Regions from separate parts of the Mus musculus genome. Here regions 1 and 2 are each linked to region 3. A link is a loop called in an ENCODE intact Hi-C map of the cell type or tissue named here. Cell type or tissue: left cerebral cortex. All regions are shown on one strand. Links, peaks and the distances in the headings refer to the core of each region. The heading gives the core; the rest is flanking DNA.

The links. Peaks named below come from ENCODE experiments on the same cell type or tissue, not always from the same donor. Only the 100,000 strongest peaks of a DNase experiment are listed, where the experiment ranks them.
Region 1: a loop joins it to region 3, with 4 times the contacts of the local background. A loop is called at or near these places in 7 of 42 quality-filtered maps.
Region 2: it touches region 3 in a loop (3-fold over the local background); 2 of 42 quality-filtered maps call a loop at or near these places.

The regions. Positions count from the first base shown.
Region 1 is chr13:56,888,389-56,899,460 of GRCm38, reverse strand. Trpc7 (transient receptor potential cation channel, subfamily C, member 7) reads left to right here and starts at 3,672. Exons shown (of 12, transcript NM_012035.3): 1 at 3,672-3,968. The coding sequence starts at 3,967. In left cerebral cortex, for the core only: a CTCF peak has its summit at 4,740 (motif pointing left); DNase peaks (open chromatin) are centred at 3,895, 4,741 and 8,729; H3K4me3 peaks cover 555 bases.
Region 2 is chr13:57,010,784-57,021,855 of GRCm38, reverse strand. No RefSeq gene overlaps it. Among named protein-coding and RNA genes, the nearest start is that of Gm33140, 23 kb to the right of the region's middle. In left cerebral cortex, for the core only: no CTCF peak of the experiment used is centred there; DNase peaks (open chromatin) are centred at 4,083, 4,831 and 5,344.
Region 3 is chr13:57,254,570-57,265,641 of GRCm38, reverse strand. No RefSeq gene overlaps it. Among named protein-coding and RNA genes, the nearest start is that of Gm33197, 14 kb to the right of the region's middle. In left cerebral cortex, for the core only: a CTCF peak has its summit at 5,535 (motif pointing right); DNase peaks (open chromatin) are centred at 5,544 and 9,546.

The DNA of each region.
Region 1 (11,072 bases), core at 1,370-9,369, 370 kb after region 3:
TATGCTGATTTCTAGAAAGTATTTCATATTAGTTTCTGTTTTCTTGAAAAAATACCTTAATAATTCAAGGGTTGACTTTTTTTTTTTTACCTTATACAATTGTAGTACAAACTTTGAAATCTCAATATGTATGCCAAATTAGATAAGCCACATTTTTCATAAAAGATAAATATAAATACAATTAATTTAGCACCATCCTATGATCATTAAGACACAGCTATTTCCAGCTACTCTCTAATTACTTGTGAATAAAGGCACAATATTTCATGACCTGAGAAGACCCTAGACAACAGAATTTTTGCCACATGGTGCTCACTCTAAAAAGTTTGCTGGGTATGTTATAATACAGGAGGAGGAGCCTCATCAGTCTAGTGTCCAATCAAATAGCACTGACTGTTTAAGAATATTCAAAAAGATGTTCATGATTGTGGCTACAATTTCTAAAACAGATCAAGAAATGTTACCTCCAAGAATGACTGTGAGTCATCTGTGAGGTTCTTGGGGGCAAGAGGGCAATTCTCTAGGAAAGGGCGGCAGGGGATGGTTCTTTTCTGTTATTAACAAGCTGATTAGGCTATATGGAACACAGACAGTTGAGGATGCTCACTGCTCAGTGATGTGTTAGCAGAAGCTCAGCTCTATGCCTGGCCCTGTTCTAAGCTTTGAGGGTGACCTACTCTGCTCCAGTGTCACCACCATGATGGTTCCCAGGACCTATTTGGGCTGCTGGATCAGAGCATTTATTCTCTGAAACCAACTCAAGGATCAACAGTAACGGACACCCTATAAAAACTGCCTCCATGTGCAAATGTAACGCATGAGATTAAAATGTTGGCTTCTAATGGATTTTGCACACTTCTAGCTTTATATGCAAATCAGATTGCACTGATTCATCAACATGCTAGTAGCGTTTTCTTTGGAGATGTGTGGAGAAAGACCCTTGGATATTAACGTACTTATTAACTATGTGACCTTGAAAATAATAAATAGTTAACTTTTCTGAATCTCAGCTCCTTCATATGCAAATGGTGGGCAACAGTGGGGTTCATGGTGCCCTTTATCAATTGTTATGGTGACAATTACCTGAAATATGCAAAGCTCCCAAGAGGGTTGGCATTTCCTGCAGTAGTACATACATTTAAATATTTTCTCTCCCTCTTTTGTTGAAAACAAGTAAGGGAATTCCTCTAGTTAGAACCTTCCAAGAAGACTGATGACAAAATTAATTTTATTCCATAAGCCTCCACACAAGCTCTCCAATATTAAAACTGTGCTTTGTGGAATAAAATACTTTCCCCCAAAGAAATTTTTCTTAAAATTAACATTTTTCTCTTTAAAATATTTATGGTTCTAAAGGATATAGGATTTTAATTTTTCATTAGACTCAAACAAATAGGCTTGCTCACTTGAATAAAATGCTAATTTTTCCGAACTCTTTAGTATTACTAGAGCATAGAAGAATATATAGGAAGCTAGCAGAAATGTCTTCCACAACCACAAAGTTAGACACTTCACTGTAACTGAAAATAGCCTGTGATTACGTCCTCCTCATCATAATTAGTGAATCAATATAGAACAAGACTTTCTTAATTATAATACACTTTCTCAAGATACTGAGTTATGACTCTAGCTGCTATTGATAGAGATGGTTATTTTTTAATAAATAGCCAACGGTATATTTTTGTAAAATTCTGAGTTAAACTGTCCTTGTTTCTTGTTTCTATACATAATAATCTCATTGAAAAACACATTAGATAAAGTTTATATATGTATGTGTGTGTATATATATATATATCCATCTATGAAAGGAAGCAATGGAGGAAGGGCAGAGGGAAGAGAGAGGAATGGACTGATTATTTTACAGAAATCATAGAAATATTAATTAACTTAAGAAAGGCCATCTGTCCAGTTGACCGGTAACACTTGATAGATTCAGTCTTCAGAGGCCTTCTTGTCTAAGCCCCTTACTATTTACAGAGGCTATACATACATGAAGAGGCGCTTGTTTAAAGGGTGACTACTTACCACCCAGAAAATGTCACACCCCCTTGAAAGCACAAGTTGTAGTAAGCAGAACAGTGAAGTAATTAAATCTTTGCTATCTACACTTAGGATAAGCGAGCCATCAGCTCTCACACTGGGGCATGTCTCGGGGGCGTGTCTTGGGTCCTGCATAAGGTCTTTCTGTCAGCTCAGCTTGCAGGTTCCCCATAGAGTCTAGAGCTCATGACCTCTCATCAAACATCTTGTGTTTGTATCCTTGGATCTCTGAGTGCAACCTTCAGTCTCACCACCTAGAAGATGGACATGACAATGGCTACTTGCTTATTGAGTTGTGGTGACACTGGAGCAGAGTAGGTCACACTCATAGCTTAGAACAGGGCTAGGCATAGAGCAGAGCTTCTGCTATCACATCATTGAGCAGTGAGCATCCTCAACTGTCTGTGTTCCACATAGCCTAATCAGCTTGTTAATAACAGAAAAGAACCATCCCCTGCCGCCCTTTCCTAGAGAATTGCCCTCTTGCCCCCAAGAACCTCACAGATGACTCACAGTCATTCTTGGAGGTAACATTTCTTGATCTGTTTTAGAAATTGTAGCCACAATCATGAAAATCTTTTTGAATCTTCTTAAACAGTCAGTGCTATTTGATTGGACACTAGACTGATGAGGCTCCTCCTCCTGTATTATAACATACCCAGCAAACTTTTTAGAGTGAGCACCATGTAGCAAAAATTCTGTTGTCTAGGGTCTTCTCAGGTCATGAAATATTGTGCCTTTATTCACAAGTAATTAGAGAGTAGCTAGAAATAGCTGTGTCTTAATAATCATAGGATGATGCTAAATTAATTGTATTTATATTTATCTTTTATGAAAAATTGTGGCTTATCTAATTTGGCACATATATTGAGATTTCAAAGTTTGTACTACAATTGTATAAGGTAAAAAATATAAGTCCTTGAATTATTGTTTTTCTTATAAAGTCAGTGTTTCAGTTAAGGATATTTCTCTCCCATGTCATCAAGATACCTTGGTGTTTAAGACTGATACACTGTGCCATAACATACTGATTGGGGAAAATGGTGGCTGTTGGAGACATGAATTGGTACACAGGGAATTTCCTTTCAATATGTGAAAAGTTACATATAAAGTTAATCATTATAAAGTCTCTTCTACCAAAGTCAGATGAGCCTAGGCAATACTAACAGATCATAAAACGAAGGCCACGTTAGAAAACGCACCACTCTCAAAAGAGAAAGTGGGTGTGGCTTTAGGATCACAAAAGGAGCTTATTACTGTCACTCTATCTTCTGGTTAGTCCCTCCCCCCACAGTCTGTCCCTCCCCCCAAACACCTATAAACCAACAAGTAGGAAATCAGCCCATTCCCCACTTTTCACTTGTTTAAACTCATTAAGACTCTTCATGTTGCTTTAAATAACTAAAGGGTGTGTGTTTGCATGAGTGTGTGTGTGTGTGTGTGTGTGTATGTGAGTGTGTGTTTCTCTCTCTCTCATTCTCTCTCTGTGGGGGGTGTTATGCACTATTCTAGGGGGAGGGGCATGAAGAAATCCTGAGGGGTTCTGATAGAAAAGCAGAGTTGTTCTCTCCCTTTCAAAGCTACGTCTGGAAGAGGGGTGGGGACTAGACCAGCCCATCATCACGCTGCATGCCAGTCTCACACACGGATGCTTCTCCTTCACATTCTCTGGGAAATTTCCCCCAGATTAGGAAAAGGACAGGAAGGCAAGTCGGCCACAAAAGGCGAGTTTTCACCATTCCCCACAAAGGAAAGCAGAGCGCACCTCCACACAATCGCAACTCCGCTCTCTGGAGCAGATCTCGACTTCAGCACCACGGAGAGCGGCACCTCCGCCTCGGCCACCCATGGGGAGCCAGATCCCGGAGACTCCGTTCAGGATTCGGGTCATCTAGAGGAGGGACAAGCCTGCGTATTCTACTCTCGATGTAAGTGGCTTTGGTGGTTGGTTTATATTGATTTTCCCAGTAGAGACTGCTTTATCCCCGAAATATGGAATTGAACTTTTATTTATTAGCCCTTTTGCAGGCACTGCTTAGATTTGGGGATCCAAGTCTGGAGCTGAAATCTTTTCTACTGAGTTGGTACGATATTTTCCCCCTTTTGTTGAATGTCTAAGTTTACAAGCCATGTAGAAATAGGAAACTCAACCTGGTATCCTGTAAATTTCATGCTGGAGTAGTACAGTTTTATTCCTAGAAGAGAGCATGTGTGTTATCTCGGCTTCTGCACTGCTGAGAGCTTCTCTGGTTTGATTTTAATATAAATATGGAGTTGGGGAGAGAACCGTAGCTACATTATAAGAGATTACACCATTAAAGAACTACAGGTGGCGATAAAAGGCTATTTTTTTTCAGTTTTCTTTCTTTCTTTTTTTTTCTTTTTTTCTTTCTTTCTTTTCCCTGTTGAAAATAGGGTCCTGGGTGTATGTTTCCTCTAGCCATTCATTTCAAGATAACAAATATGCTTTTAATAAATGAGACGTAAACCTTGGCAGGGCTTTGGGCATAAGCTTTGTCACTAGAGATGACAGAGTCTCTCACTTAAGTTCATGCTGTAAATTCACTTATGTAAGGCTGGGTAGATACAACCAAAGACGCTGTGCCATTAACTGCCATTTAATGGATTCAGGGTAGCTTTGCAAAAGGCAATAATGATTGACCCCATCTGATCTCCCTCAGTAAAATTTTGCCTCAGAATGCCATCTGCTGGTGGGTCCTCTTCCTAAAGCATTGGGCACACATCAAATTTATGAATGAATGAATTCACATAAAATCCAGAATATCCATTATGGATAGCATACAAATCTACTCCCTGGGATCGACCGGACAGCAGTTCCCCAAGCTTCTGTTATCACAGTGGAATTTCGTATTGATTTCCCTAAACACTTGTCCTTCAGCTTAAAAGTACGTAGAGTAGCCAACTCCTTTAGGCAGTAATTAACCCAGAAAAAAACAGAACTGTGTGGTGCCTCACTGTGGCTAATTGTGGAATTCATGTGGCATTGTGGGTGAGAACTAGCAGGAGCTGTTGCTCGGGGTAAGCAATCATCCCTTCTGGGAAGCACTCAGCAGGCCATGGGACCCCTTTCAGTTCACTCCTGACTCTCCTCACAGAGGGAGAGGAACCGCGCAACACTGTGCACTCTTATTTTATCCCAAGACTAATCTTAACATAACTATTTGAGCTGGCTTTTTAAGCTCTTTCTGGAACTATATAAAATATGAGATACAGACACCCGGTTTCACATCTTCCTGTGGTCTAGATAAGCAAATGAAGATTTTAAAAAAAAATCAGAAACAAAGAGAGCAGGCAAAGTGCTAGTTAATTTAGATTGCTAAACCGTACCACAGTTTGTAAACACTAGGAATAACTTCTTCCCTAGATGATGTTGTGTGTGTGTGTGTGTGTGTGTGTGTGCGCGCGCGCGTGTGTGTTACTGATGTTACTGATAGACATATACGGCATGGAGGAATAATAGATGATAGTTTCCAATCCTAGATGAAATGGAACCACACCCACTTTTGCAGAACTGACTGAATAGTAGATCTTACTATTAGTAACATGGACAGCCTGGAGTGGTTTGCTTCATTCTCGTAGTAGGACCTTACACACACAGTGGAGTAGCTAACCAGGTATCTGTTTTCTTTCACTCAATATACAAACATATGCTCACTAACTTGGGTCAGAACCCAAATGCCTTAGATCCACAATTCAAACAATAACTTTACGGATGCTCGATGATGTGGGGGTATTTACCAGCTACCAAGGCGTCTATAGGCATAATTTCACCTCACCTTCAACATGCTGGGAAGATAAAACTCAGAAATAAGTGGGATACCTTTGGGAATTCACAAGAAACTCAGGAGTAGGATGGAAAAAAAATGGAAATGTTTCAGTTTTCTGTTCTAGTTCTTCAGGGACTTGACAGATTGGCCCTCTGAAAGCTGCTTCCTCTACCTAAGCCCTCTGTGGCTTACAGCAGAGTTAGTCCCTTGGAGCTGATTTTACTTCAGAACTGATACCTTAGTTTTGAAGTTGTCAGTCAGAAACAAGAAATAATAGCTACAGGACTGTCTGGGACCTTTGTAAGAAAGTAGATACTTGTAACCATCAATACCAGAGTTTTATCATTAAAAAAAAAAAAAAGAGACCAATCCAGATCAAGTATTTGAGAATTGACCTATTTCACTATGTACCACAACCTGAACATCAAGAGCTCTAGATGCCGGGTAGAGATGCAGTATAAACAAGCAATCCCCTTGCCCACAAGGATCCTGCACTCTAGTGGGAATGTCTGTGGACTAGGTAAACATAGAAACAGGCAAGAGTAAGATGGATGTCAGCAGCAGACCAGCCAGACGCAAGGCTTGAAATCCAGCAGAGCACACATCTACCAGAGGGTGCCCCGACCAGGCCTTGAGTATCTTGGGAAATGTGACTAATGTACCGGAGTCCCATTTCTTTGTCTGCTAAACGGGAATGGAATTAGCACCTACATGATGCTGTATTTTCTATAACTTAAAATGTCGATGCTCAGTCTGAAGGCTGACGCGTGGTTGATGTGTGATACGTATTAATTGATATAATTGAGTAGTCATTTGGGATGATAGTTAGGCTTATCATATGATAATTTACAACAGTAATTTATATAAAGCACTTAACATGGTAATTAGAACTCCGTAAATGTATGTGTTTCAACCATCTCTGTCATCACAGTCATTTGAAACAATACCCGAGTCTGTCAGCATAGAATATAATCTGAACCCACAGAAGCAAGGTGCATTGGGTTTTGGTCATCACTGTCTCTAAAGTGTCTAGGACACTTGGTAGAAATGCTACTTAATATTCAGTGACAAAGTCACTGAGGTGTTGGGGATGACTACAGATTGCTTGGCTTTCCTCACTTCCACTTCATAGGCTAAAACTCAGAGTCTGTTCTCGGGGAGATGAAGCTCAGAACCTGGTAAAACTGGGCTCGGTTTTCGCGGGTGCCTGATCTGAATTCTGGATCGTTTGGTTCTATGTCCAGCTGGGGAATGTTACAGACTGAATTGATTTCAGGCTTGGATGATCTCCACAGAGGCCTTTGAGGCGTGTTGCAATTTTAAAAGAAGGGAGGGAAAAAAAAGACAACACATCTCTCAAAAGAGATTCTTAAGTGCCCTTTTCTTCTTTGGTAACTAAGCAGAACCCTGACTCCAAACTCACCACATGTACAGCCGGACTTAGGGCCCAAGGTGGCTGCTTTCATGGCTTACTCACATCTGGGTAAGAGAAGCTCGATAAAAATAGCATCCCAAGGAATGGAGAGGGAGTTTTCCAGTCCCTCCTCCTCTCGGATGGTTTTGTCTGCACCAGACTGCTTCTCGGTGACACCAGTGTCAGCATAGGCATTCCGGAGAATGAAAGCCACCGGGCCTTAGATGAGAAGGACAGTGAGCTTGACCGCTCATCTCAGTGACATGGAGATAAAAGGCATCTGTGTTCAAAGTTCAGTGCAAAGGAACATAGCGAAGTAAAGACGACCGAATGCCAGTTGCACTTAGGGATGCTCCTTCTCCTCGCTGCCCTGCAGCTGGGATGGGGACCCGCAGGGAAACACACTGAGTTCCCAGGTGTGAGCCCGACCACCAGCTACTGTAGGCTGAGTGATTTTGCCATAGGCTGTCTTGTGGAGTCCATCCAACCCATGTGACATCCATGTCCCTAATATGATACTATTGGATCAAGATTAAATGGCAAAGACATGGAAGTAAAATATATCCATTGGTACGCATGCATTAAAAAGGCCATCATCAGAAGGATGCCGGGAGCAAGGTGGGGGGCGGGGGGCTGTCAGATCTGACAAGAATTCTACAGTGAGGCTTAAGGTCTACTTCAGCGTTTGAATCCTTTCCGGGTCTGCTGTGTAGACCTCCTGGGACATGTCCCCACTGAATGACACAGCCCCATTTTATAGACTTCCAGCCACACATGAACTGAAGCCTATACGATTTCATTTTAATTCCGAGTTTGGCTAGAAAAGGAGGAGAGCTGGTCATTTTTGAGCATCCAAATGAATCTCAGAGCTGAGAGTTTAAAGGCTCTGAAGACTGGCATGTTTGCTTCATCTTCCATCTGCCTTCAAGGTCACTCAGAAAAATGTACAGCCAGTGAGGACAGTTCCCCTCTGAGAAGTCACAGCCACGCAGTCCCACACGTGTGCGCATGCATGCTCCGCCCCCTACACAGTATAATTATTACAGAAACATCACATGACACCACTCCTCCCTGCCCTAAGATTTAGACATTTCAGTTTGTTCACTTAAAAGATTAGCATGCTAATATTCTGATTTTTCTTTTCTTTGGGTAACATGGAAAATTAACGAATGATGTGAGTGTTGTTTCATTTTGCAGGCTTCGATGTCTACCATATTCATGTGGAGTTTGAATTTAGATTGGGTATTTCTGTGTTCCCTGCAAAGTGTTCTCTGCTCGGACTTGGTTCAGTGGTTATTCTATTTCCTTTGAATTTACTCCCCAAGGCTTCTTGCTATGTAATAGCTTGGTACCCTTGACCTTGTAAGTCTGAACCACTGTCCCTCTTAGACAGCCTTGGGATGGAAAGGGGAGAGAATGGAGCCTGCCTCTCTGAGGACAGCTGCTGCTTCATACCTGGCACAGCTCGCAGGCTCTTGAGGGAAGCTGCTCTTCCTGGGTTTGAGCTGTGATGACTAAGTCCGGGGAGAGGCTCCCCAGAGGGATGGACGACTGTGTATCTCAGAACGGGCGAGTGATTCTATGAGGAACATCATTCTTCTGTGGTTTCAATTTCCACAATTTCGGTGTCTTTGTGTGCCCAGATGACAGGCCTGGAAAGCAGGTTCACTCAAGCTCCGGAATGAGGGGGAGGGGAAGACCAATGAGGGGGCTGGCTTCTACCCCCCTTCAGAAGTGCCTACTAATGAACCTGCACTGTTTGGGCCTCCCTCGACTGGGGAACCATTGCCATAGGATCCCCATCTAGGATCTGCCTTGTGTGGGAGGGAGCAGCCTCTTGGTGAAATGACAACCCTCTGGGGAGAAAGGGCTCAGAGGCCTGGGAACTTGAACTGGAAGCTCTCCCCTGCAATCTTCTATCAAGGCGCGCTTTAGAATAGGTGGCGGTTTATATCGGCAGGGCTTACTGTCAGGATTTATTACCTGGAGCTGGCTTGGAGGGGGTTCCCATGACACCTGCATTTAGTTTTTGCAGAAGAAGGAGCCACTCCACCTTGCCATACGGGGCTTTCCCAAGGGAAGTGTGACTCAGCTCCAGGCAGGATTTAGAGTACCCAGGTCTGACCTCCAATGATCTACAGCAGGGGCTGGACCCTGAGGAGCTGGGTCAGGTCAAAGGTTAAGTGAGCATGAAAGCACCAGTTCAGAATTCCAAAGTCTACACAGTCGCAAACTCCAGGGTCGACGTGAAAGCTCTAGTGTGAATTATTGGTGCAGCTTATTTCTTTAATCGGTTTGAGAGAAGTGCCAGGCACTTGGTAGGCCACAAACACAATCAGGAACAGCAAGACAGTTCTCTGGGACAATGGGAAAGACTTAAAATGAGCTTCTCGGTTCTTACCGGGAAGCAGGTGCTCTCTGGGTTAAGACTGTGCCATCCTGAATCATTCAGATAGCATGGGTGAGAGAAGACAGGAAAAGGGAATTCAGGTGGGAACAACTTGGGGAACAGGAAAATCTAAGATGTGCAAGTTGGGAGTAGCCTGGGGTACATCTGGTCTAGCCCCTCTCATTCACAGCTGTAATCTGGGACCAAGGAACTAGGTACCCACAAGGTTCCTAGGCTAGCTGGAAAGGTCTGATTTGAGCTCAGATTACATTATGGCTGCCTCTTTTGGTGACATCTTAAATTTTGGTCACAGGTCAGTGAGATGGCTAAGCCGTTCAGGCTCTTTCTTATCAATAAGCCGGAGAAGTTGAACCTTTGATTCGTGGGACCCACATGGTGGGAGGGGAAAAACCAAATGCTGCAGGTTACCCTTGGACCTCCACACGTGCTCTCTCACACACATGCAAATGCTGCGCATAAATAGATAAAAAGTAAAGAGAAAAATTAAGGACAAACAAAACAAAACAAAACAACCAACCACCCCAACAACAAATCCTTGGCAAACCCTTAGGTGACTTGGCAAAGCCAAGAAACCTCAAGACTGCCAGAGCCATGTGGCTTTCAAGGGCTGGTAACCAGTGCTCTTCTATCAGCACAGGTGAGGATAAACTTCCTTCTCTGTTGGTTTTACAGAGGACCTGCACAAGCTGGCGAACCCAGAGCTCTTAGCATAGCACCTGGGACACTGCAGGGTCTCGTAAATGCTAACTGTTGCTGTTAGTCGATCAGTAGTAACTTCTCTGTGCCACAAGGGGAAAAGTAACAAGTTAGAAGTATGCACAGCATGTGAGCTGGGCTATGTCTTCTACCGAGAAGACAGAATACAGGTTTTCTGGATCTAGTCATAGGGAGATGAAGATGACTCCCCTAGGAGTCTCTGTAAGAGGCAGTCCTGTTCCTGGCCACATCTTGATTTGAGTAGGTGCCGGATTTGCCTGAGGCCCAGGGGACATGACCCACATACAGAATGGCACCAACTGTAGGATCAGTACTGTGTGGCCATGCTTATAGCCTAGTACAGTGGGACCAGAGTGTCAGAACTCAGTAGAGGGGGAGACGTGGGAACCAAAGGTTCTACTGTATCCTCCATGGAGACTGGGCATAGGCATTGGACAGGAAGGGAGAGATAAACTAACATTGAGTAGCTCTAGCCTCTACCTGCCCCTTGAACCCACACTGTGGAACACACACACACACAACACACACACACACAAACAAAAAACTCTGTGCATCGTTATAGGGCTAAGAAAGCAAGAATGCAGAGAGGTTGGGGGACCTGCTCAGTCTGACACAGAAAGAAATAAAACGTCCCCACTTGCCCGTTTCCCCCGCAGCCCTACCCCATTCCCTCCACTGGTACAGGGCAACTCAAGCTGCTTTT
Region 2 (11,072 bases), core at 1,074-9,073, 240 kb after region 3:
CAGAACCCAGGCCTCGCAGGCTAGTAATAATCATTTCCCAGGACAAGGAGAATCGATATCTCTAAATGTTTCAGAAGGGTTGAGTTAAGCAAAAACCAGAAGTTCTCAGAGACTCTGACAGCAGATGGTGGGACTTCCAAAAGAGAAGAACGCATAGATGACTTACTAGTCTGAACTGCTTTGCACAGGCTTGCCCAGAATTTAGTTAGTGAAAAGCCCCAAGCAAGAGAGGGAAAACAGTCCCCTTGTACAAGCCGCAGAGTAGGTTAACCAACACAGCAAGAGAAAAACAGAGCCCGAAATCCACAAAGAGCATCCTTGGGCTCAAAGAGAGAGGGCCTGCAATTGTAACGAAGGAGCACCTTTGGGGATGTGTTACTAGCACCATGGCCAGGGGTCAAGCAAACAACTTTTCTGCTTAAGGACTGCATTTAGCAGTTCTGCTCTGCCTCAAAAAGAGAAGGAAGCTCACACAGCAGTGCTGTGACAGTTCACAGGGGATGCAAACCAGAGAAGAGGAGCATTTGAAGTAACTGAATCCAATCACGCCAATCTGCCTTTGGTTACAATTGGATGCTACAGCCATAATTGTTGTCTAAGGTGTCTGTGGGCTGTAAAATAGCAAGTACCCACTGTTTCACAGGAGATGGCTTTTGACTGCAGGAAGCCCTCTTTGTAGGAAGTTTATATTTCTTCTTATGCTTAGGAAGTGCTCTGGGACAGAGGTCAGTGTAAAAAAAATCTAGATTTATTATGACTATTAGCAACGGCACAAGTGTTATGAAGCCATTCATTTTGCCTTTGGTACGGACAGCTGCAGAAAGCAAGTCTCCTATGAAGGAGGGGGGGATACAGAGGAAATTGTTGGCATCTGTCTTCTGCATGTGCCCCTGATTCCAGTTTCAGGTGCGTGGAGTGGGCTGAGCACACAACATGGGTACTGTCCAGAAGATGGGCTTTGTCAGGATGCTAATCTCCACCATCCTGAAGGTGGGAAACACAGACAAAGAACAGGTAGGTACCAGCCACCCATCTAATGACTGCCCCGGGCAATCAGAAGCAGATGGCTTTGGGGCCTGGATTGTCTTTTCATTTTTTCCATATTTCTGTCTTCATTAAAGCTAGATTAATGAAATTGGCTATCAAGCTTTTACCACAGTCCTGAGAAAAGGGGCAGAGGCCGGTTTCCCTGATTTGCTGAGGAATAGTTTTAAATTCTATCCCTTGGCTCTTTTGAGGCCAAGCTGGAGAACATTAGTCTTTCCTGCCCATTCTTTGTTACCTCTTCCTCATGACCAAATGAACATTTTCTATTCATGCGTGTACCTCTGAGGAGAATGGAGAAAGATAGACCTTGCATAAACATTGGCAGCTTACAGACTTGGAGTTACCTTGGTTTGTTGAGCTTGCTAATGGCAGTGATGGGGACAGAAAGGTTCCTTCAACAGAAATGAAAGGGCACCTTTGGTCGATGTCCATGTGTGGGTGTACAAGGACTGAAAGGTATTCTCTTGAAGTCCAGCTTGTATTAGCTATCACAACAAAAACCATTGCCCAGAACACACCAATTCAGAAGGAGTAAATTCTCATGGCATAGCGGAGGTGGCAATGACATACTATTATGTTAAAAATATATTAAATATTTTAAATTTAATTTTAAAAATATTTTATAACAAATATTAATATAATATTTCATAATAAAATATTTTAAATTATTAATATAATATTTCATGATAAAATATTTTTAATTTAAATACAAATATATTAAAAAATAACACAGTGCTCCACACTGATGCAGAGCTGGGAGAGAGGAGACCGAAGACTCCAACTAGGAAAGATGAGGAGGAAATGATACAGTTAACTCAATGGCTTCACTTGTGCATGCTACACATGCTACAGTGTTACACTGTGCCCCAGAAAGCTCTGTACCACATATTAATGCTTTAACTTAATGGGTAGAGAAAACTCACCAGCTATCACTTGGATTGTGGCGCTATGCCTTTAATCCCAGCACTCAGGAGGCAGATACAGGCAGACCCCTGAGTTTGAAGTAAGCCTGGTCTACACTCTGTACCAAGACAGCCAGAGCTACACTGAGAAACCTTGTCTCAAGCCCCAGACTCCCCAAAAGGGGAAGCAATATGAGCTTGTACTGGCTAGTTTTGTGTCAACTTGACACAGGCTGGAGTTATCACAGAGAAAGGAGCTTCAGTTGAGGAAGTGCCTCCATGAGATCCAGTTGTAAGACATTTTCTCAATTAGTGATCAAGGGGGAGGGCCCCTTGTGGGTGGTACCATCTCTGGGCTGGTAGTCTTGGGTTCTATAAGAGAGCAGGCTGAGCAAGCCAGGGGAAGCAAGCCAGTAAAGAACATCCATCCCTCCATGGCCTCTGCATCAGCTTCTGCTTTCTGACCTGCTTGAGTTCCAGTCCTGACTTCCTTGGTGATGAACAGCAGTGAGGAAGTGTAAGCCGAATAAACCCTTTCCTCCCCAACTTGCTTCTTGGTGATGATGTTTGTACAGGAATAGAAACCGTGACTAAGACAGAGCTGAAGAATATCCAGGGAGAATAGTATGAGGTGGGAGACACCAGACCGTGTTCACCTGCCACTTGTTGCCAAGGGTCCCCAGGGGACAGGCCTTGAAGAGGACAGAGGGTGGAGCCCAACCCCTTAACTTCCACTATTCTCAGAAGGGAAGCCCCTGTGTGTAAGTGTGCTTAGAGGAAATAAGGAAACAAAGCTTGAAGAATACAAACTCACTCCTCGGCCTCCTGCTTCTCTCTGGGAGTAAGTTATCACTGAGGACAACAGCATACAAGGGAAACCTGGGGGGTCCTGAAAACATCAAGAACTAGCTGAGCCAGGGTCCGTCCACACTGAGGGTCCAATTGAAACTTAGGACTGGATTTATAACAGTCCCAGCTTGTCCCATTGCATGCTCTCCAGCAGCACAGGGACTTGGGACATCAGCCTAAAGATGCTAGAAGCACATGAACCAGGAGGGTTTGTGGCTACCCACCCAGGGACAGCGGTACTTTAGTCAGAGTTCACCGATGCAGGCTTCCAGCACAGGGGCCCCACTCTAGAGCCCTGCGACCTCCTCCTAGCCCGAGGAACAACTATAGCATGCCCTACTCTGGGCACACAGCTAATGCAGAAGAGAGTAACCAGACTGTGGTGTCCTTTTTCAAAGTAACAGGACGAACTCGGATTCTTTTTCATTTATTACTTACTCTGACTTGTTTATTTTTATACTCTGGCTTGTTCATTTTTATAGCTATGTTTGGTCTCTACCATATTACCCTCTTGCTTCTCCCCACATCGTGCCTTTTCTCCTTTGCTAGAAAAGTTAGGGGGAAAGGGGGGGAGAGAGAGAGAGAGAGAGAAGAAAGAGAAGGAGGGAAAGGAGAGAGAGAGAGAGAGAGAGAGAGAGAGAGAGAGAGAGAGAAGAGAGAGAGAAGGAGGGAAAGGAGAGAGAGAGAGAGAAGAGAGAGAGAAGGAGGGAAAGGAGAGAGAGAGAGAAGAGAGAGAGAAGGAGGGAAAGGAGAGAGAGAGAGAAGAGAGAGAGAAGGAGGGAAAGGAGAGAGAGAGAGAGAGAGAGAGAGAGAGAGAGAGAAGGAAAGGAAGAAGAGAGGCGGAGAAAGAACACAGAGACAGTGTCTGTGTTGGTCCTCTACCCATGCCCATTTGCATGACAATGTGTTGTTCTCAGCTCAGTAGCCTGGGGTTGGACCAGCTTTGCTTTGCTTGACTTCAAACACTGAGATTCTGGTGGGAAGATGATGCTACAAGCCCCAAGCCCATCAGACAGTTGTGAGGCAGGGTTGCAGTTCATCAGTTACACTGTAGCGGTTAGCATGAGGGGAGCATGGATTATAACCTGGCCTCTCTCCCCCAGATACACATTAGGTACAGAGCATCACAGCGGGTCAGTCAGATCTTCAGGTACACAGCCATGACTCAGCACAGCGAACCGTGACTCAGCACATTGATCCATGACTCAGCACACTGAGATTGTAAACTGTAGACCGAAGGGGGTGGGTGCTAATGACTGTAGACAGTTTCCTCTGGCGAGCCTCCCTCCAGGATTTATTTTGGGTTATAGTGATGAGCAAATCAAGGGTGGCATTTTAAGAGGCACAGCGTGGCTGTTTTTAAAAGCCTCATAATTACAAGAAAGACTTGGCAGCGGTGAATGTGCCTCTCTGTCCTCATCCTTAGATTTGTAACTAGATCCCAGTGACATTAGCAAACCTGGAAGCTCGAAGCTATTTCCTTCCACCCCTTCAGCTGGCGTCTAAGCACAGCTGTGCAACAGTCACTCTGCAGTGAGGTGGTAGTGGTGGTTTTCAATGTGAAGTCAGAAGGTGGCATATAGGAAAGGCCTTGGAATTTTTTTTTCCAATTTTCTGCTTCTCTTAGGTAGAATGGCTAGATTTTGGGGTGATGAAACTCAAACAGCACAGCTGTTTTTCTGGTTGTAGAAGTGATATTTTTTAATCTATTCGTGAGTTGTTTTTTTTTAAATAACAGAATTTATAAAATAAAATAAATGATAACATTTAAAAACAAAACTGATGAATGCTGGGTATTTTCACTTCCACCACCCAAGTACCAGAGACAATGACATCTGCTTCATACAGAGTCCTGGGCAAGGGCTCTGGGTGTGGGAAGGAGCCTGGGTCACAGCCCGCCCCCCTCACTGAGGAGATGAGGCACTGGGACAAAGCAACAGTGTAGCTCTCTGCTTCCACTCTGCATGGGAGAGTGGGCTGAAAAGCCTCCTCTCCGGAGATGATTGCCATCAGCGAGCTCAGCACCAGCGAGCACTCAGGAAATGCCCTGTCTTCCCAGGCGCAGGAGAGGGCTGAGGAGTCTCCGTGCATCCTCTACTGAGTATCTAATAACTTCTTTCTTCCTGGCTTCTGCCAGAAATTCATGTTCTCAAGAAGAAACAAAGATATGCCTGCTCTGCCTGCTCAGCAGCTTAAACCTGATGGGCTTTAGCCATTAAGCCATCTCTAGACTCGAGTAATCCCTAAAACGTTTTCTAATTGTTTATTAAAAGAGTCAAATGAAATTAGCATTGATAAGACTAAGCCGGCTCTCCTAGGCTCAGGATAAATTATTTCAAGTCAGCCCAAGCTGATGTCACGAGGGGCTGAGCCCACCTCCTAGCACTCATGAATCTGTAACAATGTTTTCATTGGCACAGACTCAATTCAGTTTTCAGTGCAATCTGAGTTGTGAGGTAGCCACAGTAGGGTGGCTGTCATCCAACCGAGACAGGAGAAATACATACGTTGAACCAGGCTGACCTAAGCAATACACGCCTCAGGTTGGGAAAGGTACAGAGCCAGGATGCAATCTCTGGCTTCCAAACAACAGCTTCCTAGTTTCCCACCCCGTCTGCTCTTGTATTTTAATCTTAGGTAAGGCACTCAGCCAATGGTTCTTAGATTCGGGTTTGTATAAAATGGCATGGGGGAATCTATGACAGAGTAAGCATAAGGCCCATATGCAGAGATACAGAAGCATCATCAATATGGGGTAAAGCTTGTCCACGTGCAAGCCCAGAGCCTGGTCCTTCTGATGAGCATTACAGAAGGAGTAACTGGGTTCCTGGGACTCTCTGTGGTTGGCTAAGGCATGTGCCCAGCCACTGAGAATGGAATTTCCTCCATTCCATTCACGTGCATGGAGGCAGTACGGAGACAGACATACGTGGAGAGCTTCATGGTAAAATCTCCTGGTATGAATGTCATGCCAAAACACATGTCGCCTCACCGGCTCACGTTTATGCCATAAATATGGGCCACAGTCCTGCTGCCTGTCATTTTTCATGTTCCCTTGTGTTCAGGGGTCAGTAAGAATCACACGCCCAAGAGACAAGAAGTGGTGTCCTACCTTAAACACGGACCAGCTGGTATCCGCATGAACCGTTAGAGCAAGTACCAAACCCAGACTCCAGCCAGACCCACTCTATCCATCCATTTTCCTAGACTAATCTCAAATTTCTTTCTCCTAAATGGGCATTTGCTGGGTGACCTTAATACCTTGCCACGATGGCTTCTCCCTGTTCTTGAACCTTCCCGTTCAGACCCTGTGCTTCCTAAACTTGGTCCTAAACTTGAATGCTTTTATTTAAACACGCCCAGGTTCCAAGTCCCAAAGCTAAGCTTTCAGTGTTGCTACAATCTCCTTCGTGTTAAAAATGTACCGTGAAATAGTGAAGGCCGATTCCGGTTAGCGTCCAACTGTGTCTCCTCACTTCTATGTCTGGAGCTTGCCCATGGCTGGCGTGCACACGCCTCGAATAGCTCTGAACGTTTCCTGTTTCTGCAATAAACAGGCACTCCCAACAACACGTCCAGCCCCTCATTAAAAGCCCTCTTACTTCTTGCCTCCCTGCCCCCTCCTGGGTGATAATTGGTTCTAAGCTTGACTGATGTATCTGTTTTGTCCCTGAATCTACAAGGGAAGGATATGGCAGTTGTAATTTTATTTTCCACGCTCGGTAAATGGTTGCTGGATTATATATGAATCCAATATGCCTACAGCTGGGAGATGTGATTAGAATAACCCAGACTCAGAAACCACATGGTCAAACACCCTTATCAGTGTGAGCGACCAGTGCTGAAGTGAAAAAGCAAAACAAAAACAAAACAAAACAAAACAAAAAAAAAACCTAGCCAGCTGAAGTTGACCAGAGGCCCTAAGATGAGCTATATTCATTCACAATTTGATTCTTATCTTCTAAGCAGAATTGCAAATTGCATTTGACATTGTAGCTTTGATATAATAAGCTACCTAGAATAGTCAGCCGTCAAACCCATGTGAGATGTGAGCGAGCTCTGGTGCATCTGTGCCTGTTGACTAGCTCTTCCTTCTCTCTTCTCCCCCTTTAAAGACCCAATGAGTGTGGTGTTCATGATGCTCACTGGTCCACCTGCCTAATCCATAAATTTATATCAGAAGCCTGGATATAGTAGGCACTCCCTCAACGAGACACTGGAAATGCCCTCTGCAGATGATACATCCTTAGACATGCGAATGTCATTGGGGTTCTCTATCTGTAACATTATCTATTTATAATATCTATAACATTATCTATTTATAATTTGTAATTATCTATTTATAATCTATTCAGTCAACTGAATGGTAGCCTCAGCCTAGCTCTGCATACTTGCCACATAATGGGGAATAAAAAGCCAACCACGTTTTAAACCATGGAACTAACATCAGCGAAGGGACACTGATGAGCAAAGAAACAAAGGGAATATTCCAAGATTATAGAAACACTACAGAGAAAAGCAAATCATAATGGGAGAAATGACAGGTGCTGGACTGCCAGCATTAACAGGATGGCTAACACCGAAGAAAATGTTATTATACAAATACCTGGGCCAAGTAGTGCAGAGAGAGCAAAGGTGCAGAGGCCATGAGACAGGGGAAGGTGTGATACTTTTAAGAAACAACAGCAAGAACCTGATGAAGGTCAGAACATGCATGTAGCCAGGAACAGGGGTGCATACATGCCTGCAAGCCCAGTAGGCAGGAAGATCACTGTGCCCATTGGAGGCTAGCCTAGGCTATACAGCAAGTGCAAGACTAACATGGACAGATTGTCTCAAAACAACAAAAACAACCCAGATATCTTAACTATCAGCTAGTGATCTGTCTAACCTGCCTTCTATCGGTGCAACAAACCAACACAGAATTGTTAACTAGAGCAAAGTAAAGACAGGCAGGTAGAACACACTCAGAACTGAAAGAGACGTGTTATTTTTATCACCTAAAATCAATACACGATGATGCAAAGATTAAAATAACCTGGCCTCTATCAGCCAGAGCATGCTGTATTGAAGACTGATCTAATAACAGGTTTATATCTAAAGCTTATGAGGAACTACAACTCAATATCTGAAACTTGAAGTGATAGATTTAAAGTGGGAAAAGGACAGATAGCTACTTAAGGTGATGGGAGTCGCCATTTTTCTAATCTTGTCATGACACTACATATGCACGATCCAATTATCACACAGCACCCGGTTAATAGATCTAATAATTGTGTGGCCATTAGAGACCGGGGGGAATGGCTCACCAATGACTGGCCCAACTTGAGACCCACCCCATGGGAGAGAGCTAACTGCTGACACTATTAATGATCCTCTGCTGTGCTTGCAGACAGGAGCCTAGCATAACTGTCTTCTGAGAGGCTTCATCCAGCAGTGGATGGAGGCAGATGCAGAGACCCACAGCCAAACATTAGGCAGAGTTTGGGGAGTCTTCTGGAAGAGTGGGGGATGGGATTGAAGGAGATGAAGGGGTCAGGCACAAGACTTACAGGTTAACCTGGGCCCATGGTGCTCATGGAGGCTGAACCACCAAAGAGCATGCAGGGGTGGACCTAGGCCCTGTACACATCTGGAGCAAATGTAGGTCCCCTAACAACTGGAGTAGTGTTGTTTCCGACTCTGTTGCCTGCCTTTGTATCCTCTTCCCCTAACTGGACTGGCTGGTCAGGCCTCGGTGGGAAAGGATGTGCTTAGTTGGGCTGTGACTTGATGTCTCAGGTGGGTTGGTACCTATGGGAGTGGGGGGGGGGTTCCCCTTCTCTGAAGAAAAGGGAAATGGGCAATGGGGTGGGGGAGGATTTGTAAGGGTGGGAATGGGAGGAGAAGATAGATGGGGTTCTATCAGAATATAAAGTGAATAAATAAATATATTCATGAGTAAAGAAACTTTATCAAACAGGAAAAGCCATTGAATAGCTACTTACATTTCCCAATAAAGAAGACACAAAGGACAACATCTCCATGAAAATGGGCCCAAAATCACAACAGAGTATCACCTTACACCTGTGAGGACAGACACTGTCACAGGCTGAGCTACTAAGTGCTGGGAATATGTGGAGTTCCAGGACCTTCCATGCTGTTGAGGGATACAAACTGATTCTGCCACTATAGGAGACAACATGAAGACTCCTCAAAATCCTAAACCTAGAGCTACCACACCGTCCAGCCATCCTAAGTATGACCTCGAGTGCTGAGTAAGACTCCAATGCTGAGGCGTCATCCAGAGGATGTTTCCCGCTGCTGAGCATGGCAGAGCCCAGTGCTCAGTGCTGCTGGGCGTGGCAGAGCCCAGTGCTCAGTTACAGGGGCTGTAGTCTCAGGAAGGAGCTACTGTGTCCCCAGACCTCTTCCTGTGAGAGGTCTGAAAACCTGAGGAAGCCACTGATAATGGGGCGTTGATCAGGTACCACTCTGATACAGGGAGGATCGCTCTAGAGCTGAGACAGTCCTCTGGACACCTGGCTGGAGGAGATAACAAGGCCAGAACTGAGCTGGCTTCCAAACGTCTTCAAGGTCTCATCAAGTAAAATGAAACTAACTTAGTAGCCAACCAGAACTGTGCTAATGTCACTGCTTTGGCCCTACCAATCATATCAGGGAATACCTCACCCTTCTGGAAAATTCCCCTAGCCCTGCATAAAAAGAGGCCCGAGAGTCATCACTACTTTTTTTAATTAGGTATTTTCTTCATTTACATTTCCAGTGCTATCCCAAAAGTCCCCTGTACACTCCCGCCCCCCACTCCCACTTCTTGGCCCTGGCGTTCCCCTGTACTGAGGCATATAAAGTTTGCACGACCAATGGGCCTCTCTTTCCACTGATGGCCAACTAGGCCATCTTCTGATACATATGCAGCTAGAGACACGAGCTCTGGGGGGTACTGGTAAGTTCATATTGTTGTTCCACCTATAGGGTTGCAGATCCCTTTAGCTCCTTGGGTACTTTCTCTAGCTTCTCCATTGGGGGCCCTGTGACCCATCCAATAGCTGACTGTGAGCATCCACTTCTGTGTTTGCTAGGCCCTGGCATAGTCTCTCAAGAGACAGATATATCAGGGTCCTTTCAGCAAAATCTTGCTAGTGTATGCAATGGTGTCAGCGTTTGGAGGCTGATTATGGGATGGATCCCCGGGTATGGCAGTCTCTAGATGGTCCATCCTTTCGTCTCAGCTCCAAACTGTGTCTCTGTAACTCCTTCCATGGATGTTTTGTTCCCAATTCTAAGAAGGGGCAAAGTGTCCACACTTTGGTCTTCATTCTTCTTGAGTTTCATGTGTTTAGCAAATTGTATTTTATATCTTGGGTATTCTAAGTTTCTGGACTAACATCTACTTATCAGTGAGTACATATTGTGTGAGTTCTTTTGTAATTGGGTTACCTCACTCAGGATGATTGCCCTCCCAGTCCATCCATATACCTAGGAATTTCATAAATTCATTCTTTTTAATAGCTGAGTAGTACTCCATTGTGTAAATGTACCACATTTTCTATATCCGTTCCTCTGTTGAGGGGCATCTGGGTCCTTTCCAGCTTCTGGCTATTATAAATAAAGCTGCTATGAATATAGTGGAGCATGTGTCCTTCTTACCAGTTGGAACATCTGGATATATGCCCAGGAGAGGTATTGCAGGATCCTCTGGTAGTACTATGTCCAATTTTCTGAGGAACCTCCAGACGGATTTCCATAGTGGTTGTACAAGCTTGCAATCCCACCAACAATGAAGGAGTATTCCTCTTTCTCCACATCCTCACCAGCATCTGCTGTCACCTGAATTTTTGATCTTAGCCATCCTGACTGGTGTGAGGTGGAATCTCAGGGTTGTTTTGATTTGCATTTCCCTGATGATTAAGGATGTTGAACATTTTTTCAGGTGCTTCTCAGCCATTCGGTATTCCTCAGGTGAGAATTCTTTGTTTAGCTCTGAGCCCCATTTTTAATGGGGTTATTTGATTTTCTGGAGTCCACCTTCTTGAGTTCTTTATATATATATTGGATATTAGTGCCCTATCTGATTTAGGATAGGTAAAGATCCTTTCCCAATCTGTTGGTGGCCTTTTTGTCTTATTGACGGTGTCTTTTGCCTTGCAGAAGCTTTGGAGTTTCCTGAGGTCCCATTTGTCAATTCTTGATCTTACAGTACAAGCCATTGCTGTTCTGTACAGGAATTTTTCCCCTGTGTCCATATCTTCGAGGCTTTTCCCTACTTTCTCC
Region 3 (11,072 bases), core at 1,741-9,740:
GGGAGACTTAGACTAGGCTCTGTATGATGAAGGCCTATGCCCGTGGCGGTCCGCGATGAAGGAGACAGTCCTTGCTTGTCCAAACTGCTTTATCCATGGTGGATGAGGATGCACGCTCGGAGTGAACCAGAGATTCAATCCCTTCTGCAGAAAAGGATGCCCAGGAAGGGAAGCTCATTGGTTAAACCCTCGGGGTCTATCTAGGTAACTCATTAGCATAGAAAACTCTTAAGTTCTCCATGCTATGTGATCATTGTCACCACCTTCTTGGTGGGGTGTCGTGTCCACGTGCTCCAGGACAGAAATCTGGTCGGGAGCTAGTTCAAACTCTTGCTGTTATCAATTATGAGTTTTATCAGGGTTCAGAACCTTACCAGTTCTGTCTGGTGGCGCGGTCCACTGCTCAGAGCCACATCACCACTGGCTCTTACATCTTCCTCCCTTTTCTTGCTGAGTGTTCCTGAGTCCTTACAGGAGGGACTTGATGAGATATCCCTTTTAGCATTGAGTGTCCCAAGTCTCGCTCCTTAGTGCCTGTACAAATGGTGTTCTGTTCAGAAAGTCTTCTCCTGTGCCAGCGAGTTCAAGGCTGTTCTCCACTTCCTCTTTCCCCAGGCTCAGTGCACTAGGATTTATGTTGAGGCCTTTGATCCATTTGGAGTTGAGTTTTGGGCAAGGTGATAAGTACGGATCTATTTGGATTCAGCTACATACAGCTGTCAAGTTTGACCAGCACCGTTTGTTAAAGATGCTGTCTTTTCCCCACTGTGTATTTCTGGCTTTTTAAAAAAAAATATAAAAACTCAAATGTTCACAAGTGTGTAGATTTATGTCTGTGTCTTCAGTTTAATTCCATTGATTGACATGTCTGTTTTTGTGCTACCACTGTGTTATTTTTATTATGCTATTTCTGTAGTACAATCTGAGGCCAGAGATGTTGGTACATACAGTGGTTCTTTTATTATTCAGGATTGCTTTAGCTACCAAAAATCTTTATCTCAGGGCTGGAGAGTTGGCGCAGTGGTGAAGAACACAGGCTGCCCTTGTAAAGGCACCAGACTTGGTTTCCAACACACACACACACACACACACACACACACACACACACACACACACACACACAGAGTAACTTACTGCTGTCCATAACTCCAGTGACAGAGGGCCCTGTTGAGATTGGTTCTAATGCTTTGTCTTATTTCGGCTCCCCCCACCCAAACTCCCCCCCTCCCCGCCAAAGTGCTTCCAGACCTGAGGGACCTGCCCTCAGCTGGCTTTGATTGATAATAAAGAATTGCTATACAGCCAATGGAAGTGGAACTTTCAGATTGTGTGGGCGAGGGGTCAGATGAGAGAGGAGAGACAGAGAATCACCATGACTGGGAAGGAGAAAGATGAAACTTTAAGGGGCTGCTGGCATATGAGAATCCAACAAAGTAGCCCTAAAGGCCACTTCCCCAGTTGGGTCTGGGGTAGCAGAGATGAAATATAGATTTTAAAAGGTTATTAACTCAATAATACCAGAGGAGGTGTTCATTAACTGGGGAGGACTAGAAATGTCCAACTATTGAGCTATTAAAGGCATATCAAAATTAGCTTGTGTGTGTGTGTGTGTGTGTGTGTGTGTGTGTGTGTGTGTGTGTGTGTGTGTTTCACTAGCAAATCCAGAGGGCTCTGGCAGGTAGCTGGAAGAGCGACCTCCCAGGAGCCAAAGCAGTCTAATTCACCACTGCAGGGTCCAAAGCCCTCTACTGGCCTCTGGGACACTGTACACACATATTACATTTACGCACACAGGCAAACACTCAAACACATATTTTTTAAATATTAAAAAAACCCTTTAATCACAGATACTATTCCTGAAGATTGATTGGTTGACATCTTATAAATGGTGGCAAAGCATCTTGGGCTAATGTGTGTGCATGGTTTAGGAGACAGAATCCAAATAAAATACAGCACAGAAATAAAACAAACTAAGAAGAAATGAAAACTGGATTGTCTCAAGGATCTGTGAGCAAAATCCCAGAGCCGTCGGGTGATCTCTGTTCCTTATTTATTTGGTTCTGAGTCCAAACGGGTGGATTCTCCCAGAGCAGGCAGAACCATCGCGGAGGCTAGAGCCATGGTGAGTGGCCACTGGTTGACTTCTAACAGCTCTGCCTTCTTAGTGTTTATTCAGGATCAGGGAACTAAACTCCCCTAGGAACCCATCCTTAGTCATCTGCTTCAGTCTGTACCTGAGCTGTAGAGGCCTCCTGCCATTTTTCAGCCCCTGTCTGAGTTAGCAGTTGCTACCCTCTATGCACTTGCAGAGTGCTTCTCTTTGTTCTGATACATCTGTCACACCCGGCCACACAAAGGGGCATTTTCAAGGATCTGTAGGAATAAGGAAATCCGAACACACACACACACACACAGACACACAATACTACAGAGAGTCAGAGGAAGAGAATGTTCTAGAAGCACCTTAAAGAGCCGTGGCTATTTATAGATCTCAAAAATAAATGGCTTCCTTTGATTGGAAGAGGTACTTCTGAAGGAGCTCCTTCAGAAAACAGGACGAGAACATGATGAAGTGGCCCCTCAGACAATCTGCCTGCTGCAAAGGTTTCTCCTTAGTAAAGATATCAGGATTAGCATACCATCACGTGTACCAGACATTAAAAGCTACTCAAAGAGGCAGAGGGAAGAGCCTTGATAAAGTTGTTTTGTTTTGTGACTAGGGAAATAAAAAACAACAACAAGAAACTGTGAGAGGAAATCTTTGGTTTGATTATAAGAAAAAGAACTGGAGTTTCTTCTGCAAACATAAAGAGATTGGATAGAGTATCGCATGGCCATAGCCTGCTATCGGCACCTAGCATCTTGTAGGGAGGTGGGGCCAGGAGTAATGCACACACAGAAGCACTTGGATGGTGGGGAGCAGAAGATCGTTCACTCACTGAGCCCCGACTGTGCTACCCCTCAGATCTCTGACCACCTGCTGTGGTTGTTAAGACTCCAGGGGTCTTGGGAGAGATTCATATAACTGTTCTCTTTCAGAAATGAGAAAAACCAAGGTTCAAAGACAAAGAAGGGAAATGACTAAGAAGACACCACAGTGGTCCCACCATTGGCTGCCCTTCCCCACGACCACGCCTAACCTCGATGGGACTGACACATCTTCAAGGTGCCTTTGCAAGGCTACATTTAGACCAGTTCTCATGCTAACCCAAAGAAGACTCAAGTACTACACCCCGAGGCTGTGGGATTCACACCATGAGCACAAGTAAGTGTAGAAATTCGGGTTTTCACACCACTGTTTTATCCATGGGTCCTTTTCTGCCATTAGCTTGGGCCGTTGCCCTTGTCAGCTAAGCCACCGCGGCATAGGTTAGTAAGTTCCTAGTAGAAGACCCTGTCTTCCTGTGTGGCTCCTCTGCTCTGCGTCAGCCCTGGCTGTGCCTGGGCTCCTGCTGGGAAGACAACCCAAGCGTAGACACAGTGTACCCATGGGGCACTGCCCACCCGCCCAAGGTGCCGCTACATGATGCCACACTTTGGTTTTTTTATTGATGGAGCAATCAAAGGTCAAGGGGGTACGTGATTCATGGCACTCTGCCCAAAGCCTTGCTGGAAGCCCACTGTTTAGCAGTCCTGTAGGCCTATATAGCTAACAACTGCTATTAGATAGGAGTTGTGAATCTTCAGTAAGTCACAAGGCAATATTCACAAGGCAATACTCCAAAGAGCCACGCCTGCAGCCCCAGACTTTCTTTTCAGACATAATGTTTTCCTTTTTAATTATGTGTATGCTTGTGTGTGCATGTGTGTATGATGTGTGTACTTGGGCACTTGGGTGTGATTCCTGCAGAGCCCAGGAGCTATGTCAGATCCTCTGGAGCAGGACGTACAAGTGGCTGTGAATGGATCCAGGTGCATGCTGGGAACCAAACTCCAGTGCTTTCTCCATGAGCAATCTGCACGCTTAACCACAGAATCGTCTCTCCAGTCCTCATCAACAGATTCTAAGTCATGTGCTTGCAGAATGCAAAGAGCAAATTAAAACAAACATGCATAAAAGTAAAAGTATAGAACCAACTCTACAGTTTACACACGGGGTCCTTCCAGAGCAAAGCAAAGCCATGACTTATACCCAGTATGTAGCAGCTAGGGCCAGGGAGAAGTGAGACTTCTCTGCCTCTATCCGCACAGCTGTCTTAGGTGTCAAGTCTACTGCCATACTTTGGGTATGTTGTAAACATTGTTCTGTTTTGTCAAGGATTAGTGTTGTGCTGGAGAGATGGCTCAGTGGTTAAAAGCACTTCCAGAGACTGCTCTTCCAGAGGTCCTGAGTTCAGTTCCCAGCAACCACATGGTGGCTCACAACCATCTGTAATAGGATCCAATGCCCTCTTCTGGTATGTCTGAAGAGAGCAACTGTATACTCACATACATAAAATAAATTTTTAAAAAGCCGGGCGTGGTGGCACACGCCTTTAATCCCAGCCCTGAGAGGCAGAGTCAGGCGGATTTCTGAGTTCGAGGCCAGCATAGTCTACAGAGTGAGTTCCAGGACAGCCAGGGCTACACAGAGAAACCCTGTCTCAAAAAAAAAAAAAAATACCAACCAAACAAACAAACAAAAAAAAACAACCCCCCCCCAAAACAAACAAACAAACCAACAAAAAAGATTGGTGTTGTTACTCTCTTACGGTGCCTAATGTATAAACTATTGAGAGACCAGGAATTAGATAGAAACCCTGGTAGGTAGACAGATAGGGAGAGTAGCCATTGCTAAGTAATAAAGGTGACTTACTAAGATGACCACCTCTTCCTTCCTCACCCTCTTGACTTGAGACAAAAGCCTGGCAGCTTAAAACAAAGGTCTTGTAGAAAGGTTTTGCCCCCCCCCCAAGCAGCCCCCCCATCCATGGTGAACTGGATTGACGAGATCAAGGACAGGTTACACAGCAACTGCAGACCACCCAGTCAATCACCCCTCCTTCTAGGCAGCCGACTTAAGTTAGGGGAGAACCAGAGACTTTAAAACCCCCAGTGGATTTCCAGCTTTCCGAGTCCCCTCTGCTTTGCAAAGGATCTTTTTCTCTGCTTGTCTGCTGTACATGTGTGTTTCATCTCTCTCACACAGCCCTCCCACGCCCCCCCTCCCCCCATGCCTCTTCAGCTGCTGATCTGCCTGTCCCTGTCTGAGGTGTCTGAGATCTCGCCACTGCTACCTGAGCTGCCTGAGATTGTTCTGCCTTTTGATTCCTTAACTGGTTGGTAGGGAAAACAAACTTAATCAAGAGCCCTAGACTGTATCATTGCCAGAGTAATGTGTGTATCAGGGAAAAGCACAGGATACGAGGGTATATAGTCCTATCGAAGTTCCAGACATTTGCTGGGGTGGGGGTGGGGGGCGATGTGTTCTTTGTGCATAAACCATCGTGGACTCTCCCTGATGCAACACTGTAGCCATCCATCTGAGTGTCTGTCACTCAAGGGGAAAGGGAAGCATCAAATCCACAGGCAATGAACCCAGTTGGCCGCCAGAGGGCAGTAAAGGACCAAACTGGAACTGAGGCTAGGCAGGAAATTCACATCAGCCAGGGTAGATGACCCAGGATAAAGCTATTCTCCAGGTTCCCAAGGCTGAGCAAGCAGGAAAAGATGCTACCCAGAGTCAAGCTTTCTAAAGTCTCCACGCTTGTGGATATGCCTCTAATCACCTCAGAGAGGCCTGGAAAGTTCCACTGCTGCTAATGAAGGAAAAGCCTTTTCTATACGCATACAATCCTGCACACATCCTAGCTAGAATAATAGAAAAGGAATCCCATGCCACATGGTTTAGGGTGGTGGGAGTTTAAGAAAAACGTCCCACAGCCAAGGAATCCATTGGTCTAATCAAGCTTGGCTCCACAAGCATCTAATCGCCCCCACAGCTCCAAGGAAGCCTGACAGACAGGCCTGTCCCATGATGCCCCGCCCCCCTCCTAGCATCTTCAGGTTCTGGTCCATCCCTGCTCTGAGCTGACAGCTGTCTGCCTCCCTTGGTGATAAAGGGAGCTGCGGCTTTCTTCTTGGAGGGACTGAGGAGTTTCGGGAGACTCACCAGAAAGTCACGAGGCCTCTCACTGACCTTATGTAAACAGTTAACAAAGGCTGGGCGTGGGGTGGGTGCGGTGGGATCTCCTGCAAGGTGCATCAGAGATGCCAATGATGTAGCTTTCCAGAATTGCTACCCATACTCCTCTGGGGTTTCCAGTGAGGCATCTGCCTATCACCCATGCTTCTGTGAGTAACCCAAGCAAGCTGGCCCACAAATCTAGACTGGGGTGCAATGGTTCACTGCTCTGGTCCGGCTTCATCCGTGCTTTATCTGGGGTGAAGAGGACCTTTGTTCCCAACAACACTAGGCCTGAGGTTTCCAGTTCTCCTGTCTTTTTAAATAAGAGTAGACTGCACTGATTACAAAGTAGCAAGAATATTCTAATCACAGAAAAACAACAGTACAGATTAGGGGGATACAGTGTTACGATCTACAGAAACCAGGAGACTGACTACACTTGAGGGCCCAGGATATTGATTGGAGCTGTTTCAAATGGGGACTGAGGAAAGGAGAGCTCATTGCTAAAGTTATCATTTAAAGTTAAGATTTGGGTGGGGGGTTTTTTTTTTGATTGACAGGTTATATAACCATTTTTTCACTCTACATGTCTCTTCCCATAATGCATCTATTTTATATGCATGATCAATTATTCAGAAGCATAAGATGATAAGTAGGGAACCCTTTCTAGAAGTTTGAAGGCACAGTTTGCCTTATATAGACCCCAAACCAGTTCAATTTGTTTGTCCTTTTCACTCTTGTACCTGGTATTATCTGAGTACAAATGAACAGACTCATCTGTTTGGTGGTTGGTAAGGGGAAGAGAACTCTACTGTGTTCTCCAGTGTGGTATGCAGGTGGCTCAATGCAAGAGGTGGCCCTAGGTACCAACAGGTAGCTAGGTGTGTTGTTTGGAGGGGGTATGTGTGCATAGTAAGTAGAGGAAAGGATCTCTAGCTGCCAAGTGTGTTATTCAAAGGGTTTGGTACACAGCCCATACCAAGTGGAGTCCTACGCTATAAACCTATTCTCTACGCTTGCCTCAGTTTGTGGTTATCTCTCCAGGAAAACGTTAATCATCGTACAGAAATGTCACTACTGGTAACCTCAGAAAAACTTCTAGACTTGGTCAGGGAGTAAAGATTGATGTAGGGAGAGTACACTGATATTCTTCTAGTTCCTGAAGCCTAAACTCGACTAGAGGTGGGGAAGGGCCAATCTTCCCACTGTGTTCAAAAATCGCCTGACTGGTCAGCGTTACCAGAAGCTTTGACAGGATTTGCAGGATTTGAGGACCTCAAGCAGGCCTTAGAAAACACCAGGTGTGGCCCTGATGGCTGGATCAGCGAGGTTTCTTTTCTCTGGAAAGTCACACAGGGAAGCAGCCTTTGATTGACAACTGCAATGAGCACTGATTTAAGACTACAGTGGCTCTATCTCCAGCTCCAAGAAGGAGCTATTGCAGTGTTCCTGCCCTGTGCCCGGTAAGCTCTGTGTCAGAGAAGGAAGCCACCCTGGCCTGGGCCTGCACCCCTCTGCCTCTGCTCCTTCCTCCAAGGCTCACCTCTGCCCCTTCCTCATCCTGCTAAGCACAGCCCTCTCCTCTGCTCACTTCTGCTTAATTGATCCTGCATGGCTCTCCCTGCCATATCCTGTCTCTGCTCCAACACCAATCCCAGCCACCCCACAGGTGCTCGGTGGCCCTTACCTGTGCTTGCTTCCTTTCACCTGACTAGCCATTAGAGACATCCTGTCCTGGCAGGGAGCTACTGGGGTACAAAGACATAACTCCTATTCATTGTTAAGTTACTTTAACAAATGTTTACTGAGTGTGTACTACATGCCAGGCTCCAAGCTGGTACCAGGCAGCTCAAAAGACAGAATCTCAACTCTTACCAGCTGACAAACTTTCAGTGATGGGTGGCAATAAGCATTATTAAAAACAAGATGTGATGTCAAACTATTTCTAACATGAGAGGAATTGACCATCACATTAGGACCAGAAGGAAGGTGCCTGGAGGCTTTTCATCTGGTTAAAACCCAGTTCTGTGTGCGAGGGGATACAGCATGTGCAAAGGGCCTGGGGTAGTAAGACAAGATCACTTTTAAGGCAACTGATGGATAAACTGTGTGTGTGTGTGTGTGTGTGTGTGTGTGTGGCAGGAGATGAAAATTTGAAATTGACATATCCAAGCTACAAAGATCTCATCACAAAACCTGCCCCACGGCTGTCTTCATGTCTGGGAAACTCCATTTTCTTACTGCTGGGACAGGGGCAGCCTTGCAGTTAGCTGACAGGCTCCTGTGATCTACAGCCAGTCTTTAGAAGGTCCAGTCAGCTCTACTGTCCTCTGGTCAGACCACCTTCCCCACTTACATGGTGGCCACCCTACCCCAAACCCAGCTCCATCCTCTTTCCCTGTAGAAACAGGCAGGCTCATGGTGCTGTGCTGCTCAAACTCTGGGGGTCCCTGCCTCCTCCTGAGGACACTTATCATACATCTTGTGACCCCAAAGGTCCCACCTCCTTCCCAGTACAGCTACCATACATCTTGTGACCCCGAAGGTCCCACCTCCTTCCTAGTACAGTTATCATGTATCTTGTGGCTCTGAGGGTCCCCACCTCCTTCTGAGTACAGCTACCATGCCTCTTGTGGTCTGGAGAACTTCACTCACTTGGACTCCCCTCCATATCGGTTCCTCCCACTTTGCTGCAGAAGTGTCTCTCTCTGCTAACTCATTGTGTACCCTCTCCCCTCAAGGCCTTTGCCCTTGGGCCTCTCCTGGCCACCCCCTCCGGCACACACACTCCATGTATCTTCCCATCTGTAGTGGCTATTCCTGGTTGTCAACTTGACTACATTTGGAATGAACTACAATCCAGAATTGGAAGGCTCACCAGTGACCCTTATCTGGAGGCTTGGAGATAGAAGATTCTGATCTGGATCTTGGTATGGAGATCTTGAGCCATAGTGGCTATGGATTCCAGAAGATTAAATCTCCGAGTTCAAGGTCATCTGGGACTAAAGGTGTGGTGGAACACATCTTTAATCTGGCTACACCCTCTGCTGGAGACAATATAAGGACATTGGAAGAAAGGAGTCTGGCTCTTGCTCCTTCACCTGCTTGCTGTGTGAGACTGAGTAACTGCTAGATCCTTGGACTTCCATTCACAGCTGCAACTGAACCATTGTTGGGAATTGGGCTGCCGACTGTAAGTCATCAATAAATTCTTTTACTATATAGAGACTATCCATAAGTTCTGTGGCTCTAGAGAACGCTGACTAATACACCGTCTTAAAATCCTTCATGTCTACTGAAAGTCATCTTGATATGGAGGCCTCTCTCAGCCCAGCTCCTCTCTCTCCCCTCCTTATCTGCTCAGGACAGTTTCTATTTCTCTCCGTGGTGGTGCGACAGAGATTTGTTACCACCTACTCTGTTCTGTTTGGTGCTACGTCGGCAGCACCTGGCTCCGTGCCTGGAGTGTGGGGGCCAGGCTGCTAAGAAGATCCCAACTTGAGTTAAGTAGTTCAGCGTTTAGGCTAGGAAGCAGTAAGAGCCACTGAAAGTTTTTATCGATGTGCTGAGATCTGATTTGTGTTTTGTGTCTAGGACGGAGGTGGCGCAGAAGATGCTGGAAGCAGAGGTGCAGTGGAGAGGAGGACAATGGTGGTGTTGATTTTTACAGGACAATGTCAGGGATATGACAACAGGATGCTAATGAGGCATCTAGAGAGTCATCCAGGCAGAAGCTGCTGACCAGGGCCAGAGGACTGTGTGTGGCCCGCCATTTTGATCAGCCCTCAGACAAGCTGAGCACTGAGAAGGGACCACTGTGCTGACTTTTTAGCAGAGGCAGGGGGATGACAACCTGAGATTACTTCCTGAAGATGAGAATCTGAGATGAGCTGCTCATAAGTCTCCCAGCAGGAGGAAGAGGAGCCATCCTGCCAATGAGCACTGCTCTCTGCCACCCCACTCCTCATGCTCACACACCCTCCAGGTGTCTAGCACAGGTGGAATCTCTAAAGGAGGACAACGGGACCAGGTATGGAGCAGGAAGTTTCTACCAGACAGGAGCACCTGTGGCAGGAAGTCAGGTGGACGGCAAGCTATTGCGGGAGGAGCTGGATTACAGTGGAGAGAGAGCCTGGGGTTCGGCATCCAGATTCACAGGCAGCAGGAAGAGAGGGACACTGGGCCTGGCTTGAGCTTCTGAAACCTCAAAGCTCACCCCTAGTGACACACTTCCTCCAACAAGGCCACACCCCCTAACAGTGCCATTTCCAATGAGCCTGGGGGAGGGACATTTTTTATTCAAACAACCACACAGGGGAAGGGGAGATGGGCTAGTGGCTCTCTGCAGCTAAGGCCAGTCCCAGAGATACAGTAGCTGGACCCTGTCATTAGAGATACCAGGGTCAAAGCCTGGACCCTGTAGTCCCAACATCTAGGCTAGGCTCAGTAGGTATGTAAGACAAAACAAAACAAAACACGAGAAAGATTTACTCAATATGGCCACATTGGAAAAAGGAACACATTGGTCCAGGGACTGCACCCTCCCCCAGTCTGCAAGGTTTCATTTGAAGGCAAGAGGCATATACAACTAAGCATGATTTCTCCTGATGCATGGCCCTGCCCATCCCTGCCCTGCATTGTCTCAGCTGGCTCCAGGCTCCCCTGCATACTTTGTCCAGCAAGTTGTCAAAACTGTGTGAAATCTCTTTCCAGAAACCAGTTCTCCTGGGGATGGCACCAGGGTACAGCTTTTTCCTTCTCTCTGTATGTGATTCCTGGGAGAGTTCCAGTTCCTTGGAACCTATTGTCTCAACAGTCAGACAGCCAAAGGGAGTGAACCAAATGTCTCTTTAGAGTACCTTCACCCCTGGTAGCCAGGCAGCAAATACTTTCTTGGGAAGAATTTACCGAGATCTGGGTCCCAGGAACTTTCTGCTTCTCCTAGATATGGGGCCATCTTGTCTAA